2 separate regions of the Homo sapiens genome follow, and region 1 is linked to region 2. A link is an interaction called in ENCODE POLR2A ChIA-PET data of the cell type or tissue named here. Cell type or tissue: PC-9. All regions are shown on one strand. Links, peaks and the distances in the headings refer to the core of each region. The heading gives the core; the rest is flanking DNA.

Region 1 (8,338 bases), core at 58-8,057, 380 kb after region 2:
GTGGTTGTGTGTGCCTGTGGTCCCAGCTGCTCAGAAGGCTGAGGCAGGAGAATCACTTGAACCTGGGAGGTGGAGGTTGCAGTGAGCTGAGATCGTGCCACTGCACTCCAGCCTGGGTGACAGAGTGAGACCTGTCTTGAAAAAATAAATAAAATAAATAAATAAATAAATAAATAAACTGAAAAATAAAGTTAATGTTGACTATTTATGGTATGTAACATGATGTCACTGTTCTTAGTTTATATTTTATAACTCAAAAATCTCACCGTACTGGAAAGCTGTCTGTAGTGATATACTTCCCTCCTTGCTCACATTCCCAAGTTTGCACAGTGATTGATGGGAAAGGCAAAGCTGATCATAAATCATAGTTTGAACACCCCTCTAGGACCAAGACACTTTTCTCTCCCCTGGATCCGTGAGTTGCCAGTAGATGTCCTGATTTCGAAAGGGACCAGAGAAGAACTTGTGAATTAACAAGAAAAATGCATTGCACCTGGACAAACAACTCAACGCAGATGGCCTATAGAAGGGTCGGCCATGTTACGTTCCTATAGAGAGGCTAAACCATTGTTCAGAAAGCTCAGATGAACTGTTTACCATCTCCCCTGAGAATCAGACAAGAGGAAACTGGTTAAAATCACAACAGGAAGTTTACATTATAGTTTTTTAAAGTCTGCTGACAGTGAGTGGTCCTGGATAATATTATTGTGGTTCTGGGAGGATATAAATGCTTTGGTACCTATCCCCTGATGACAGAGAGGCTCTAGCACGTACATCTTGTGTGGGCTCGAAGAGTGCTTTTAAGTTCAAAACTTCAAATAGATGGAAGAGAGAGATCCAAACCTCCATGAAACCTGTTTAGGAACCTGCATCTCAGATGGAAACTCGAACGACAACAGATACCTGAATATTTGCCTAAGCAAACTTGGCTACAGCATTCTGCCCATGCTTGGTGCTGCTTCTCCAAAAGGCGACTCTGGCGTGTGTTGGGCGTTACATCATTCTCTCCTTCAGGGGCTTAAATGATGAAATATCAAGAGAGGGAATTAAATATATGGGATTGGGGGCTGTGAGACATTTAGCGACGATGACCTTACTCAAGATGACATAAGGAAGCTTATTCACCCCGCCCTTCCTTGTTTGAACAGTGACTCGGCCATGAGACTTGTTTTTAAAGCAACTAGAAATAGAATCTATCACTGTTTGCTATGATATCAAAAATGCGTGTCTTGGGCTGGGAAGTAGGAATACAACAAGGGAGTATGCTTTAAACCAGGCTGGAGTTTTGGAACATTTGCAGAAATAAATGTATATTCCAAAAGCAATGTCATCCTTTTTAGAACCCTTTCTTTGGGAAACATTAAAATACAGGACCACCCAGAATGAGCCTTGAGTACCTCGGGTTCAGAGAGCTTCCTGGGTGAACATAAAGGCTGTTGCCTCTGCCCTCAGGGCACGTCCGAGGAGGAACCCTAAATAGCTTAGGGTCCCAATCCTGTCCTTTTATTCCCATCTAATGTCAACATAAGGTAAGCATGAGGATTTCTTTTGGTATAACTGAATTACTCAGAAATCAGGAAAAACCAGTGAATCGATTAGGTATCAATTGAACTCCTGCTGCTACATATCTGTATCCAACCATGTGTAAGGCACCATGGGGGATCCAGAGGGACCCAGGACAGGATTCGTGCCTGCCTCCAAGGACTTTGATACAGCTAGAAGAGAAGAAAGGGACTTGAGCTCAGTGGCTCTGCTTGTAATCCCAGCACTTTGATAGGGTGAGGCGGGCAGATCACTAGAGGTCAGGAGTTCGAGACCAGCCTGGCCAATATGGTGAAACCCCGTCTCTACTAAAAATACAAAAATCAAAGCTGGGTGCGGTGGCTCACGCCTGTAATCCCAGCACATTGGGAGGCCAAGGCGGGTGGATCACCGAGGTCAAAAGTTCAAGACCAGGCTGGCCAACATGGTGAAACCCCATCTCTACTAAAAATACAAAAATTAGCTGGGCATGGTGGCACACACCTATAATCCCAGCTACTTGGGAGGCTAAGGCAGGAGAATCACTTGAACCTGAGAGATGGAGGTTGCAGTGAGTCAAGATCTCACCACTGCACTCCAGAGCGAGACTCCATTTCAATAAATAAATAAATAAACAAATAAATAGGCCGGGCGCGGTGGCTCACGCGTGTAATCCTAGCACTTTGGGAGGCCGAGATGGGTGGATCACGAGATCAGGAGTTTGAGGCCAGCCTGACCAACATGGTGAAATGTTGGTCTCTACTAAAAATACAAAAATTAGCCGGGCGTGGTGGCGTGCTCCTATAGTCCCAGCTATTCTTGAGGCTGAGGCAGGAGAATTGCTTGAATCCAGGAGGCGGAAGTTGCAGTGAGCAGAGATAACGCCACTGCACTCCAGCCTGAGTGACAGAGAGAGACTCTGTCTCAAAAAAAATAAAATAAAATAAAAAATAAAAAATAAGCAAATAAATAAAATAAAGAAAAAGACTTGTGAGAAAGAATCAGAAAGGAGAGAACGATGAATGGGAATATATTCTTAAGTAGCAGGAGAGCAGCGTGTCACAGGAAAATCAGACTGGCTGTAAATGTCCACGAATCTAAGGACCGTGGATGGGGGGGTCACATTGCCCGCGCAGGAGGCCACTGCAGGAATTCCAGTTTCTAGAGGTTTCTGGGAGCCTGCAGGAATGGTGAGGGACCTGGGCAAAATAGGGTTGGCTAGGAAGAAAGAGGAAGGGTAAGTTTGGGACACTGAACCCACTGATAATGGTGGGGTATGAAGGACGTGCCCTCTGCCAAGTAATCCTAAATATAGGTTTGGCATGGCCAAGCTGGAGGTGTGGATTTAGGAGTCACCATTCTGGCAGTGAAAAGTTAACATCAGGAGAATGGATGAGGACACTCAAATGAGAGCCTAAGAAGGACCCAGACATTCCTGCTTCCCTGCCTCCCTCTTCTCCCTCTCCCTCAGCCTAAACTCAGTCATCCAACAGAGATTTTATTGAGTATCTACTATATGCCAGGCAAGGTGTTAGACAAAATTGAAGAAGGAGACGGGGTGCGGTGGCTCACGCTTGTAATCCCAGCACTTTTGGGGAGGCCAGGACCAGAGGATCACTTGAGCAAAAGAGTTCGAGACCAGCCTGGGCAACATAGGAAGACTCGGTCTCTACAAATAATAAATAAATTAGCCGAGCATAGGTGCACACCTGGGGTCCCAACTACTCTGGAGGCTGAGTTGGGAGGATTGCTTGGGTCTGGGAGGTCAAGGCTGCAGTGAGCCATGACCCGCCACAGCACTTCAACCAGGGCGATAGAGCAAGACCCTGTCTCCAAAAAAAAAAAAAGATGAAGAAAGAGGAGGAGGAGTAACATGAAGATGAGAGAGAGGAAGAAGAAAGGAAGAAGGAGAGCAGGAGGGGGAGGAGGGAGCTCTTTCTTTCTTTCCTTTTTTTTTTTTTGTTTTTGAGACAAGGTCTGGCTCTATCCCCCAGGCTGGAGTGCCGTGGCAGATCATGGCTCACTGCAACCTCTGCCTCCTGGGCTAAAGCAATCCTCCCACCTCAGCCACCCAAGTAGATGAGACTACAGGTGCACACCACCACACCTGACTGGGATTATAGGCATGAGCCACTGCGTCTGGCCACTCTCTTTTTCTTTCTCTTTTCGTATCTTTTCTGCATCATTTGAGAGGGATTTGAAGGCTCTGTGGCCCTCGAGACTTCAGTGTATATTTCCTAAGAATTAAGATATTCTCAGCTGATGATTTTTTGCTCTCTAAAGAAAGAAAATATTTTTTATTAAAATATATATATATTTATATATATTTTCTCAGCTGGGTGTTGTGGCTCATGCTTGTAATTCCCAATACTGAGGCAGGAGAATTGCTTGAGGCCAGGAGTTCAAGACCAGGCTGGGCAACATGGCGAGACCCCATCTCTACAAAAATACAGAAAAATGAGCTGGGTGTGGTGGCACGTGCCTGTGGTCCCATGACTCGGGAGGCTGAAGTGGGAGGATCACTTTAGCTGGGGAGGTGGAGGTTGCAGTGAGTTGAGCACTCCAGCCTGGGCTACAGAGTGAAACGCTGTCAAAAAAAGAAAAAAGAAAAAAAAGATACTCTCTTATACATGCAGTATAATGATCAAAATCAGGAAATCCAACATAAACAGAATGCCCTTATCCAGCCCACAATCCACACTTGAATTTCATCACCCGTCCCTGCAGCTTTCCTGGCGGGCCTGGGCCCTGATCCAGGATGGCCGAGTGCTGAGTCATGCACCCCTCTTCACCCGAAGCTCCTCCGCCCACACCTTGTACAGGCGCCTTCTTATCTCCCAGGTCCGAGTCTAACCGCAGCTCCCCACCTGCTCATCCTTACGGGGGCGGAGATGCGGTCTCACAGTGCCTGGCTCTGTAACTTCAAAGCACGTGTCCACATCCTGGTCTGTCCTGTCCTCTCCACGAAAAGTGATCCCCAGGGTCAGGGTGTGCCTCGTTGCCACTGCAGGGACTGGGCATCCAGACCCTGCAGGGGGGACACTGGGATCACCATCGGCCTCTCTGCTCATGAGCTGCGTGACCTTGGGCAACTTAGCCCTTTTGTGCAGCTGTAAAATGAGGATGGTGGCTGCACCCCATCTGGAGTTTTCTGAGAGGCAAACGGGTCTGTTATGAGAATCCAATGAGTCCTTATGTGTAAAGCACTCAGGACAGTGCCGGGCACATAGAAAGTGCTCAGTAGGCCCGGCACGGTGGCTCACACCTGTAATCCCAGCACTTTGGGAGGCTGAGGTGGGTGGATAACTTGAGATCAGGAGTTCGAGAATAGCCTGGCCAACATGTCAAAACCCTGTCTCTTCTAAAAATATAAAAATTAGCCAGGCGTGGTGGCATGCACCTGTAGTCCCAGCTACTTGGGAAGGTGAGGCAGGAGAATTGCTTGAACTCAGGGGGCGAGGTTGCAGTGAGCCTAGATCACACCACTGCGCTCCAGCCTGGGTGACAAGAGTGAGACTCCATCTTTAAAAAAAACGAAAGTGCTTAGTAACCAAGAGCCCTCTCCCCCACTTTCCTCCTCCCCTTCTCCTCCTTCTTCCTCTTCCTCCTCCTTCATATTCATCCTCACCATCTAGCATAGTGCCTGGCACACAGTAGATACTCAAGGAAACCCCAGCAATCTCTTCAGCAGTGGGAGGGCACAGAAACAAGCGTGGGGAAGACGGGCAGAGCATTTAGAGCTGGGGCCATCATCTTACCAAGCCCCGCCATTCTGCACACCATGAACAATTGGAAGAGTCAAGTAATAGGGAGTTTGTGGACACAAAAGAGGAAAGAATGCGTTTCCTTTTTTTTTTTTTTTTTGAGACGGAGTCTCACACTGTCGCCCAGACTGTAGTGTAGTGTAGTGGCACGATCTCGGCTCACTGCAAGCTCCACCTCCTGGCTTCATGCCATTCTCCTGCCTCAGCCTCCCGAGTAGCTGGGACTACAGGCGCCTGCCACCACGCCCAGCTAATTTTTTGTATTTTTAGTAGAGACGGGATTTCACCATGTTAGCCAGGATGGTCTCAATCTTCTGACCTCATGATTCGCCCGCCTCGGCCTCCCAAAGTGCTGGGATTACAGGAAGAACGCGTTTTCAACCGCAGGAGATGGAAGCACCTCAACTTGATCTCATGCATATAAAGGTGTTGGAGTGCGGGCCGTGCCACGACTGGCATAGCCACACTCTGCCTGCCTGCATGTGTCCATGTCACGGAGGGAAAGGAGAGACCTTCTGGATTGATCCACAGGTTATCAGGGCAAGTTCGTCACCATCACAATCATCATGACAGCTCCCATGGATTAAACACTTCTCTGCACAAGGCTCAGTGCTGCACACTTTGCGTGATGATTTCTGTCCTTATTGTGGGATGTTCCCCCTTTGCAGGTGCGGAATCTCAGGCTCAAAGAGACTGAGGCCACACAGGTCATCAGTGGCCGAGCTGAGATTAAGCAAAGGGTCTGGCTGGGCACGGTGGCTCACGCCTGTAATCTCAGTACTTTGGGAGGCTGAGGCGGGTGGATCACCTGAGGTCAGGAGTTCGAGACCAGCCTGACCAACATGGTGAAACTCCCCCTCTACTAAAAATACAAAATTAGCTGGGTGTGGGTGGCACATGCCTGAAATCCCAGCTACTTGGGAGGTTGAGGCAGGAGAATCGATTGAACCCAGGAGGCGGAGGTTGCAGTGAGCCAAGATCGTGCCATTGCACTCCAGCCTGGGCAACAAGAGTGAAACTTGGTCTCAAAAAAACAACAACAAAAAAAAGCAAAGGGTCTGAGAAAGTGGAGGGCAGAGCCTGTGGGAGAGGAAGTGATCTTGGCCTTCCCCAGACTGGAAGTTAGAAGAGACAATGGAGAAGCAGCAATATGTTGAGCTGAATGGAGCAGGCTCAGGGCCCATGCTGAACGAGGGCTCCATTGCTGGGTCCTGTGCATAGTTTTCTGGGGAAGACAGTGGGCAGCAGCCTCGGAAGCCAAGCAGAAGACCACCCATAATAGGAGCTGGGGGATTTTGCTAGGCGGAAAATGGAAGGTGAATAAAAAGATTGGCCAACACCAGCAGCTTGAGTCTATGATGGTGGGAGGGCCGGGCCCTGCGTCTCCCCGGAGCCTTCCGTGACTTGGGAATGGAGAGGGTGTCTGGAGGGGTCCCCGGCAGGAGCTTGGTGAACATGCAGCTGGGACAGGTTGGAAAGGGCTCTGTGGTGGAGAGAGGGTCGGGTACCCAGGATGGCCTTCCACATGGTAAGTCAGCATCCCTTGTTGATTTAGGAGGGAGTTCAGGCCCTCAGTAAACTAAGAGCGGTGACGACCCAGGGAAGGAGGGCCAAGGTCAGAACCTTTGGATGTGTGCCTGCGGGGAGTGGGGAGGAGAAAGGGCCCTGGAGCAAAGGGGCCAGAGGAGCGGGAAGGTGAGCATGACCCTGCTGCGCCCAGAGGCCCCAGGAGGTAGGGGTTTGCAGAGTCAGGCAACAGGGGTTCCTGGAGGACAGGCCAGGCCACCCTGGTGATCGGGAGCCCGTGGGGGACTCCAGTTCTTTCAGTTGCCTGATGTCAAGGAATGAAGGACAGGGAGGAGGATGTCACATAGGCACTAGCTAACATTTAAAATGCAGGAAGCACAAAATGTGTCAACCAAACTGGTTTTTTCTTTCTGAGCTGTGAGGAACCGAGGCTGACCTGCCTCGGCCCAATATTACAGAGGACGGAGTGTCGGGGGTGATGGGCCTGGCTGTCCCCCGGGGTCAGGAGTGCTGACTTCATGGGATGTCGCTCGATCCCCTGGAACCAGCCTGCCTGGAAGTTATGCTCAGGGTAAACTTTTTTTTTTTTTCCTGAGTTGGGGTCTCAGTATGTTGCCCCAAATGGAGTGCAGTGGCACCATCTCTGCTCACTGCAACCTCCACCTCCCAGGCTCAAGCGATCCTCCCATCTCAGCCTCCCGAGTAGCTTGGACCACAGGTGCGCACCACCTGACCCGGCTCATTTTTTGCATCTTTAGTAGAGATAGGAGTTTTGCCATGTTACCCAGGCTGGTCTTGAACTCCTGAGCTCAAGCAATCCTCCTACCTCAGTCTCCTAAAGTGTTGAGACTACAGGTATGAGCCACTGTGCCCGGCCCAGGGTAATCTTGATTGTCACCGGGACCCAAAGGTGGAATAATAACATGGACTTCCGAGAGTCTTGACAGGCTTCGCTAATTTGAATGGAATGCAGTCACTGGATGAGGGTACAGAGAATCCCTGAGCAGAATCCTGGGTGTTTGTTTCTTTCCTGTGGTCCTGCCCTGCCCAGGCCTCTGAGAAATGCAGAGCCTTTCCTCTCCCCATCCCTCCCTCTCCCTCAGAGGTGATTTTGAAAGGTCTCAGCTTCTTATGCATACCCCTTGGGGTCAGGAGGTAAGAAGCTTTTTTATTTTAGGCCTCTGGCGGAAGATTAATGGGACTGCCCCTGGCGAGGTGGCAGAGGGCAGGTCTGGCTGAGAGCTTGTGTTCAGGGGTTTGGGGAGGGGACACCGGGAAAGGAACGAGGGCCCCACTGCACATAGCACCCTTGCTGGGAAGGGTGAGGGCTGCAGACACTTGTAAGCCTGCTTGACTTTGAGGGGGACGTCTGGGTCTTCTGGGGCCAAGTCCTTGGAGAACTCTGGAGAGGCTCTGGGACCCCCAGGGCCCACGACGACGCAGTGCTCAGCTGAGAGGCCAGGGAAAGGGAGGTGGCTGCTGTACCCTAGAAACGAGACCCCTTCCTCTGTTCCAGTCTCTCGGAT
Region 2 (8,338 bases), core at 53-8,052:
ATTTCTCCTCTGCAAAAGAATTTATCTTAAATACAATTTTTACTATATAGATTATTATTCCATGTCCTAGCAGAGAGAATTCTTTTAGGAGGTTTTTAAAGCTAAAGTGTCTAAATGTTTTTCTCATTGTCTGGTCCTGCTAGTCCTGCTCACAGCTGCCTGGGCCTAGGATCTCATGGTAGTATCACAGTTTCACACACTGACCTCTGTCCTCATCTCAGTATAGCTTCCCTTCTCACTTGCTGCATTATTCAGTTTCTTATCATCGACCATGGATCTTGTAATGCCATCGGTACTATTTTTTTTTGAAGGCTATATCTTTAAGTAGATGGCAATATTCCATCATTCACTTTTTATAAAATTGAAGCTGCAGGTGGCCGGGTGCAGTGGCTCATGCCTGTAATCCCAGCACTTTGGGAGCCCGAGGTGGGCAGATCACGAGGTCAGGAGATCGAGACCATCCTGGCTAACATGGTGAAACCCCGTCTCTACTAAAAATACAAAAATTAGCCGGGCGTGGTGGTGGGCGCCTCTAGTCCCAGCTACCTGGGAGGCTGAGGCAGGAGAATGGCGTGAATCCGGGAGGTGGAGCTTGCAGTGAGCCGAGATCGCGCCACTGCACTCCAGCCTGGGCAACAGAGCAAGACTCCGTCTCAAAAAAAAAAAAAAAAAAAAAAAAATTGAAGCTGCAGGTAACTCCGTGTGCTTATGCAGCTACTTTAGAAACTGAAATGTTCCCACTCCTTAGATAGATTCTTACATTTGGCTCTAATAGCACACACAGGATGTGACTTTGGAGAAGAAGGAAGATCTCTTGCCATTTGGCACAGCTTTGGAGAACCAATGTTTCTGGGAGATCTTGATTTTATTAACATTTGGAGACCTACAAGTTTAAAGAGCTACAGAAACCTTTATACTCTTTGCTTGAGAGACATGAGGATGCAACTTAAAAATGTTATAATTTAAATGTTAGAAATTGACTAGAGATGTATACCAATGAAAAGGAAAATGCTTAGTTAAGCATGATCATTGTTTACATGTGTTATAGGAACTTAAGTTTAAAATTTATATTTATCTTTCTTACAACCTAAGAGCAAATAATGCTTTAAAGAGAGATTTTAAAAGTTAGTATGAGTTAATATGGGAGGGCAAGGAATAACAGGGATATGTAAAGCCCCTTCAGCTACATGTACAGAGGCCAACTACAAGAGACATCATTGAGGAAATCTGGGAAAAGTAAGTGTCCATGTCTAGGGTGATGGAATGTCTGAGTGAGAGAAGAGGACCCTTAAGTTGAACAGGTTCAGAGTGAGATTGCTTCCAGTTTCTGCTCAGGGATGTAGAGAGCCAGAAACAGCATCACCCCAGACTTAACAACAGAAAAATCTAGATGAAAGGCAAGTTCAAGACCTTTCTTGACTTCAGAGTGCTGAGGTTACAGAGCAGCCAGCAGGCCTAAAATCTAAGGAGAGAAACATATTTGCAGGGAGGAGCAAGATGCAGCACTGGATTCCAGTGCACCGACAGCCTGAGTCAAGTAACTTGCAAAAGACAGACCCTCTCGAAGGCACAATGCCAAGGAAAGACCAAAAGCTGAAAGTGGAGCAGATACTGAGAAAAAACAAAAAAATTACCCACCAAACCAGCCACCAGCTGAGGCAAGAAGTATAACTAGAGGAATTTGAAAGCTGTTGTACATGCTGTAGAACCATTACAATACTCAAACCTGGCCTAAAAAATAGATTAATTCAGAGGTCTAAAAGAAGGAAAGGCATGCCCAGTCTCTGTGTCCTACACAAGTTACACAGTTCTCAACAAGAAATTATGTAGCATATGATGGGCAAGAAGGGAAAAAAGAAACCTCCCAAGAGACAAAACCATCATCAGAACAAGACTCAGAGAGGACACAGAAGTTGGAACTATCTGACAGGGAAAGTAAAATAATTATGAATGATGTATTAAAGGCTAGTGGACAAAGTGGGCACCATGCAGGACCGGGTGGGTAATCACAGCGTAGAGATGGGCATGAAAGAAACCCTCAAATGGAAATGTAACATCTGTAACATCAATGCCAGAGATGAGGAACGCATTTGATAGCACTCAACACAGCCTGGAAAAGAATCATTATTCAAGCTGAAACAGAGAAAGAAGAATGAAGCAAACAGAATAGAGCATTCTAAGAATTTGGAGACAGCCTCAAACTGTCCAACATAGGTGTAATTGGAATCTCAGAAGAAATAGTTGAAGAAATAACAGTCAGGAATTTTCTACTGAGCCAAAGACCATCAAGTAAGTTAAATACAGAACAAAAACAAAACAAAACACTTGGGCATATCATATTCAAACTGATGGAAAAAAGAAAATCTTGAAAGCAGAGAAAAAAGACAGATTACATACAGAGAAACAAAGACAAGAATTGTAACAGACATTTCTTCAGAAACCATGCACACTAAAAAGACAATAGAGTAGCATCCTCAACCAGAAAAACTGTCAGCACAGAATTCTATACCTAGTGAAAACGATATGTAAGAAAATAAAGGTGATATAAAGATTTTCTCAAAAATCATGGGAATTTATTTCCAGCACACTTACTCCACAAGAAATGCTAAAGGAATTTCTTAGAAAGAGTATGATACCAGACCAAAAACTTGGATCTACACAAAGAAGTGAAAAGCACTGGAAAGGGAATAAATGAAGATAAAATAAATTCTATTTTTTAATTTTTAAAATTAATCATAAAGATAATGGACTAAAGCAAAACCAGCAAACTGGATTTATAGCATATATAAAAGTAATCTTTGTGACAACAATACTACAGAGGGTGGGAGGAAGTTATTGGGAATATACTATTAGTTCCTTATACTGTATTTGAAACAGTATTTTATTATTTGGAGGTAGACACTGAGTACTCAAGAATATATATTGGAAACTTTAGGAAAACAATTCGAAAATATTTTTTAAGTATAAATAATAAGTTAATAGAGGAGGTAAAATGGAATTTAAGACACTTAACCCAAAATGGTGGTCAGAAACCAAATGGACTGAAGCCGGGAGTGGTGTTATGTGCCAGCTACTAAGAACACTGAGGTGAGAGGATCACTTGAGCCCAGGAGTTCGAGTCCAGCCTGGGCAACGTAGCCATACTTCATCTCTAAAAATACACTTAAATAGCAAATGGAACAAACAGAAAACAGCTAGTGGCTGGCATATTTTAATCCAGCAACATCAGCAATCACTAATGTACTGAATATATGAATCATATTCAATCCAGTTATTCATATTCAATATTAATAATCTCCGTACACTAATTTACAAGACTGAAATCGTCAAATTGGATGAAAAGATCCAGCTACATACTATCTACAAGAACCCATTGTGAAAATAAACATAGGTTAAAAGCAAAAGAGTAGAAAAGATATACCATGCTAACACAGAAGAAAGCGGGAAGCTGTATTATTACACAAAGTAAACTTCAGAACAAGGAATGTTAGTAGAGTTAGAAAGAGAGACTGTGTAACAGATAAAGGAGTTGATTCCTTAGGAACATAGAACAGTCTTACATGTTTATGTATCTAATATCAGAGCTGTTTATTCTCTAGCCATAATGGATTAAACTAGAAATCAGTAACAGAGGTATCCAGAAAATCCTCAAATGTTCAGAAATTAAATAACTTCATACTTACAAATAATCCACAGGTCAGAGAGGAAGTTTCAAGGGAAATAAAAACATTTTGGGCCGGGCGCAGTGGCTCACGCCTGTAATCCCAGCACTTTAGGGGGCCGAGGTGGGCAGATCACAAGATAAGGAGATCGAGACCATCCTGGCTAACACGGTGAAACTCTGTCTCGACTAAAAATACAAAAAAAAAAAAAATTAGCCAGGCATAGTGGCACACACCTGCAGTCCCAGCTACTCAGGAGGCTGAGGCAGGAGAATTGCGTGAACCCAGGAGGTGGAACTTGCAGTGAGCCAAGATCCCACCACTGCACTCCAGCCTGGGCGACAGAGCGGACTCCGTCTCAAAAAAAAAAAAAAAAAAAAAAAAAATTGAATTGAACAAAATGAAAAGAGAACATAAAATATGTGGGATATACCTAAAACACTGCTTAAAGGGAAATTTACAGCACTGAGTGTTTATATGGAAAAAAGAAGAATGGTCTCGACTCAGTAATCTAAGCTTCCTCCTTAAAAATAAGAGAAAAAAGAACAAATTGTTTCACAAGTAAGCAATAAGAAGGAAATAATAAAGACCAGATATCAATGGAATTGAAGAGAAACTAAGTTAAATCAAAGGGTAATAAAATTAATAAGTCTTTAGCCATACTGAACAAAAGAAAAGAAAGGAAGGACAGGTTGGACTTTATCAAAATTTAAAACTTCTCCTTTTTGAAAGAGACTGATAACTATGGCCATACCACCCTGAACGTACCCAATCTTATCTGAAAGGCACTGATAAGACAAATGAAAAGACAAAATAGTTGCAAATGATATATACAATAATGAAGTTATATCCAGTGTACATAAAGAACGCTCAAAACTCAAGAAGACAACCCAATTAGAAACATTTTTCCAAAGAAGATACATAAACAGTAAATAGCATATGAAAAGATGCTGAACCTAAGTCATTAGACAAAAAAAATGTAAACCATATGAGATAACACCACACATCTGTGAGAATGGCTAAGTTTTTTTAAAAAACTGACAAGTGTTGACAAGGACACAGAGTGACCAGAGCACTCACCTATTGTTGGAGGTAATGCCAAATTGTACAGCCACTTTGGGAAAGTTTGACATTTCCCATAAAGTTAGACATACTCTTACCATGTAACTTAGCAATTCTATTCCTAGTGATTTACCCAACTGAAATAGAAACTTAAGTTCACGCAAAAACCTGTACATGAATATTTATTACACTGTTACTCTCCAAACACAGAAACAACCCAAATGTCATTCAGCAGGAGAATGGATAAGCTATGTGTATCCACACAGTGAAATGCTACTTAACGGTGAAGAGAAATGAACTTGATTCACAGACCATTGTATATATAAATCTTAAATACATTTCATTAAGTGAAAGAAGGCAGAACCAAAAGGTTACATATTGTACAATTCCATTCTGGAAAAGCGTTCTTTCTGGAATGCTCTAGCTCTGGAAAACAGATCAGTATTTACTATGATTGGGTAGAGAAGGAGGTGACTACAGAGGGACAGCTGTAAGGACATTTTTAAGTCATGGAAATGTTCTTTTGGTTACTGTGGTGATGGATACACAACTTTCCGTGCATTTGCCAAAACCCACAGATTTGTGCACTCCATCTCACCCCAAAATGCAGAGAGAACCCAAGATGAGATGCAGGCATTGACAACTGAGTCCAACTGCATTACAGATGACAGGCCTAAACACACGGAAGGGGTGGGGAAGAACGGAGCTCAGTAGCTTTGGAAAACAGTGCTTCAACTGTATCTCCTAGGGCTAAATACAAAATTATGAATGTGCACAAACACTGTACGCAAGTTGGTGTATTCGTTTCCCACCAGAGTATGGGTTAGCAATTCTAAAGCGACTTTATACTAGGGTTGAACAAATTGTGGAAGCCGCTATAGATAACGATGACCAGACTCCTCACTATCAGGAAAGCCACACAAAGCAGAAGGGAAGGAACTCCATGGTGCTGGATTGGCGCGAACAGTTTCAGTGTGGACTCATGCCCCTTTTGTTTAATATACAGAGGGATGGATAGACACGGGTTAGTATATTATACCAAATAAAGAATAAAACAGATGGTTCAGGCAAAGATTATCAAGGAATGAAATAGAGGTGAAAGGTTAATGGAGAACTTAAACTTTGAGAAGTTTAAAAGAAACAGAATACTTGCGTGATCTCAAAGTATTCCTCCAAAACATATTATTTATTACATTGTAAAATAGTAACTTTACACAGGACAAACAAACCTGAGAGACACCATGTTAACCAATGAACAAGGTAACAAAACATACTGACATCATGTACCCTGGGATGATGCACAAGGAAGGACACTGCACCTCCGCCGCATTCTCTCCCCAAATGCATAACCTCAATCTAATCATGAGAAGACATCAGAGAAACTCAAATCGAAGGCCATCCCACTAAAGTTCTGACCCTGAACGGAAAACAACATTGAGTGGTAAACTGATAAAATCCAAAGAAGGTCTGTTTTCCAGTTAGTAGAATGGTACCACTGTTCATTTCCTAGTTGGGGTCATTTTATTATGGTTGTAGACCATGGTAACATTAGTGGAAGCTGGGTGATGGGCATATAGGAACTCTATTGTACTATTTTTGCAACTCTTCAAGTCTAAAATTATTTCAAAATTAAAAGTTAAAAATCATTAATGAGTGAAAGGTAATACAGTCATTTTTCCATAATATGCTCTGAAAATAGAGAAGCCTCTTCCAAGCCAGCTAAAAATGACCAGCATCTAACACTTCTACAAAACTTCTCAGTAGTACATGACATAATTAGTTACTCCTTCCTTAAGAAAGTTTTCATTCTTGGTCGCTGTGAGGCCAAACCTTGCAGGATTTTCTGTTATCTTTCCAGCTACCCTTTTTCAGTCTCCTTTATTGGCTCATTGTCCTTTATAGGAAGTTTTTAGTGCTTAAGCCTGGAGGTTTTTTCTTCTCTCTAAACTACTACATCTACAATGGTGGCCACTTGCCACATGTGGCAATTTAAATTCAAATTCAATACAATTAAATGTAATACAATTAACATTTAGTTTCTCAGTTGCTTTAGCCATATTCCAAGTGTTTAATAGTTACGTTAGCACATATAATACTAGTCAGCACAAATAATCCATCAGTCATCACAGAAAGTTCTGTTGGACACAGGCTCCACCTGGGAGATGCTGTGTACTTCACACAGCATCACGTAAGATGCACAGGTCTTCCCACATTCCACCCTTAGTGATTGCCAGGGTTGATCAGTTGTACAGGAAGCGTCAGCTTAACATTGGAAAGCTCCCCATCAACCTTAAACCTATGGTTTCATTCCTTGATAATCTTTGTTGGAAATTTTTGTTTCATTCCTTATTTTTCTAAATACAATCGTAGCCATTCTATGTGTAATGTGCTCTGCACCTTATTTTATTCATTACGTGTTGTGGATATCTTTCTATTAGTGCATTTTAGATCTGCACTCATTTTTAATAGCCGCATGATATTCTGTTGATATATACATGATAAAGTGCCATGATTTAATTTTGGTAAGAAAGTATATGTTCTTAATTACATGCTGGGTACTTTTAATTGCACATCCCTTTATTCTGTTTCAGGTGAATGTAAGACCTTTACTTCCTTCCACCAAACACTGAAAAACAATAGTGTGTACACTGAGCCCTGTGAGGATTTGAGGAACGATGAGCACAGCCCATCCTATCAACAGATCAACTGTATCGACAGTGTCATCAGGTATGAGACCGCAAGTTTGGATACCATGTAAGTCTGTTCCGGAAGCATACACTGCCACTGTAGAGACTTCATAGAATTTTTAATAGCTGCTCTGACTTGGTTTTTCACTATAAATCAGTAGACGTTTATGGCGTGCCTAACACATACGCTGAACATTTCAGAAGGCACAAAAAGCTAGAAGATGCATTCCTTCTTTGAAGGAACTGTGGTATAGTTCAGAAGACAAGACCTAATTTTGTCAAAATTAAATGGTGTAAGGCAAGCTTCTCCAACCCATGGCCCACAGGCTGCATGTGGCACAGGACAGCTTTGAGTGCAGCCCAACACAAGTATGTAAACTTTCTTAAAACGTTATGAGATTTTTTTGTGTGATTTTTTTTTTTTTTTAGTTCGTCAGTTATGATTAGTATTAGTGTATTTTATGTGTGGCCTAAGACAATTATTCTTCTTCCAGTGTGGCCCAGGGAAGCCAAAAGATTGGACACCCATGGTATAAGATTTGAAGGTTAATTCAAGACCACAGTAAAAGAAATGTTACAATCCAGTGATTGAGGCTGGGATGGTCAGGGAAGACTTTATCAAAGAAGAAAGTACAAAGTATGCCAAACATAAGTGGCATGAGAAAAGCAAAGAGGTGGGAAATGGCACAATTAGGGAACAGGTAAGAATGTGTGGCCTAATTATGTTGTTACAGATACCTGAAGAGCTACAACATTCCAGCTTTGAAAAGAAAGTGTATCTCCTGTACAAATACAACTTCTTCCTCCTCAGAAGAAGACAAACAGAACCACAAGGCAGATGATGTCCAAGCCTTACAAGGTAACAAGAATGCCCCTCAGAGTTAAATTCAAAGAACTGTAAATACATCCTTCTTGTTTCTCTTTAAT

The links. ChIA-PET counts read pairs that join two places held together with the same protein. Peaks named below come from ENCODE experiments on the same cell type or tissue, not always from the same donor. Only the 100,000 strongest peaks of a DNase experiment are listed, where the experiment ranks them.
Region 1: POLR2A ChIA-PET joins it to region 2 with 17 read pairs; 2 of 35 experiments call an interaction of 5 or more read pairs at or near these places.

Annotation. Positions count from the first base shown.
Region 1 is chr1:8,193,602-8,201,939 of GRCh38, forward strand. No RefSeq gene overlaps it. Among named protein-coding and RNA genes, the nearest start is that of LINC01714, 11 kb to the right of the region's middle. In PC-9, for the core only: no CTCF peak of the experiment used is centred there; DNase peaks (open chromatin) are centred at 1,080, 4,300 and 7,910; H3K4me3 peaks cover 1,046 bases; H3K27ac peaks cover 7,803 bases.
Region 2 is chr1:7,811,970-7,820,307 of GRCh38, forward strand. PER3 (period circadian regulator 3) reads left to right here. Exons shown (of 22, transcript NM_001377275.1): 14 at 7,316-7,451; 15 at 8,146-8,270. All of the region lies in intron 1 of LOC124903833 (a long non-coding RNA gene), which reads right to left. Among named protein-coding and RNA genes, the nearest start is that of PER3, 32 kb to the left of the region's middle. In PC-9, for the core only: no CTCF peak of the experiment used is centred there; no DNase peak of the experiment used is centred there.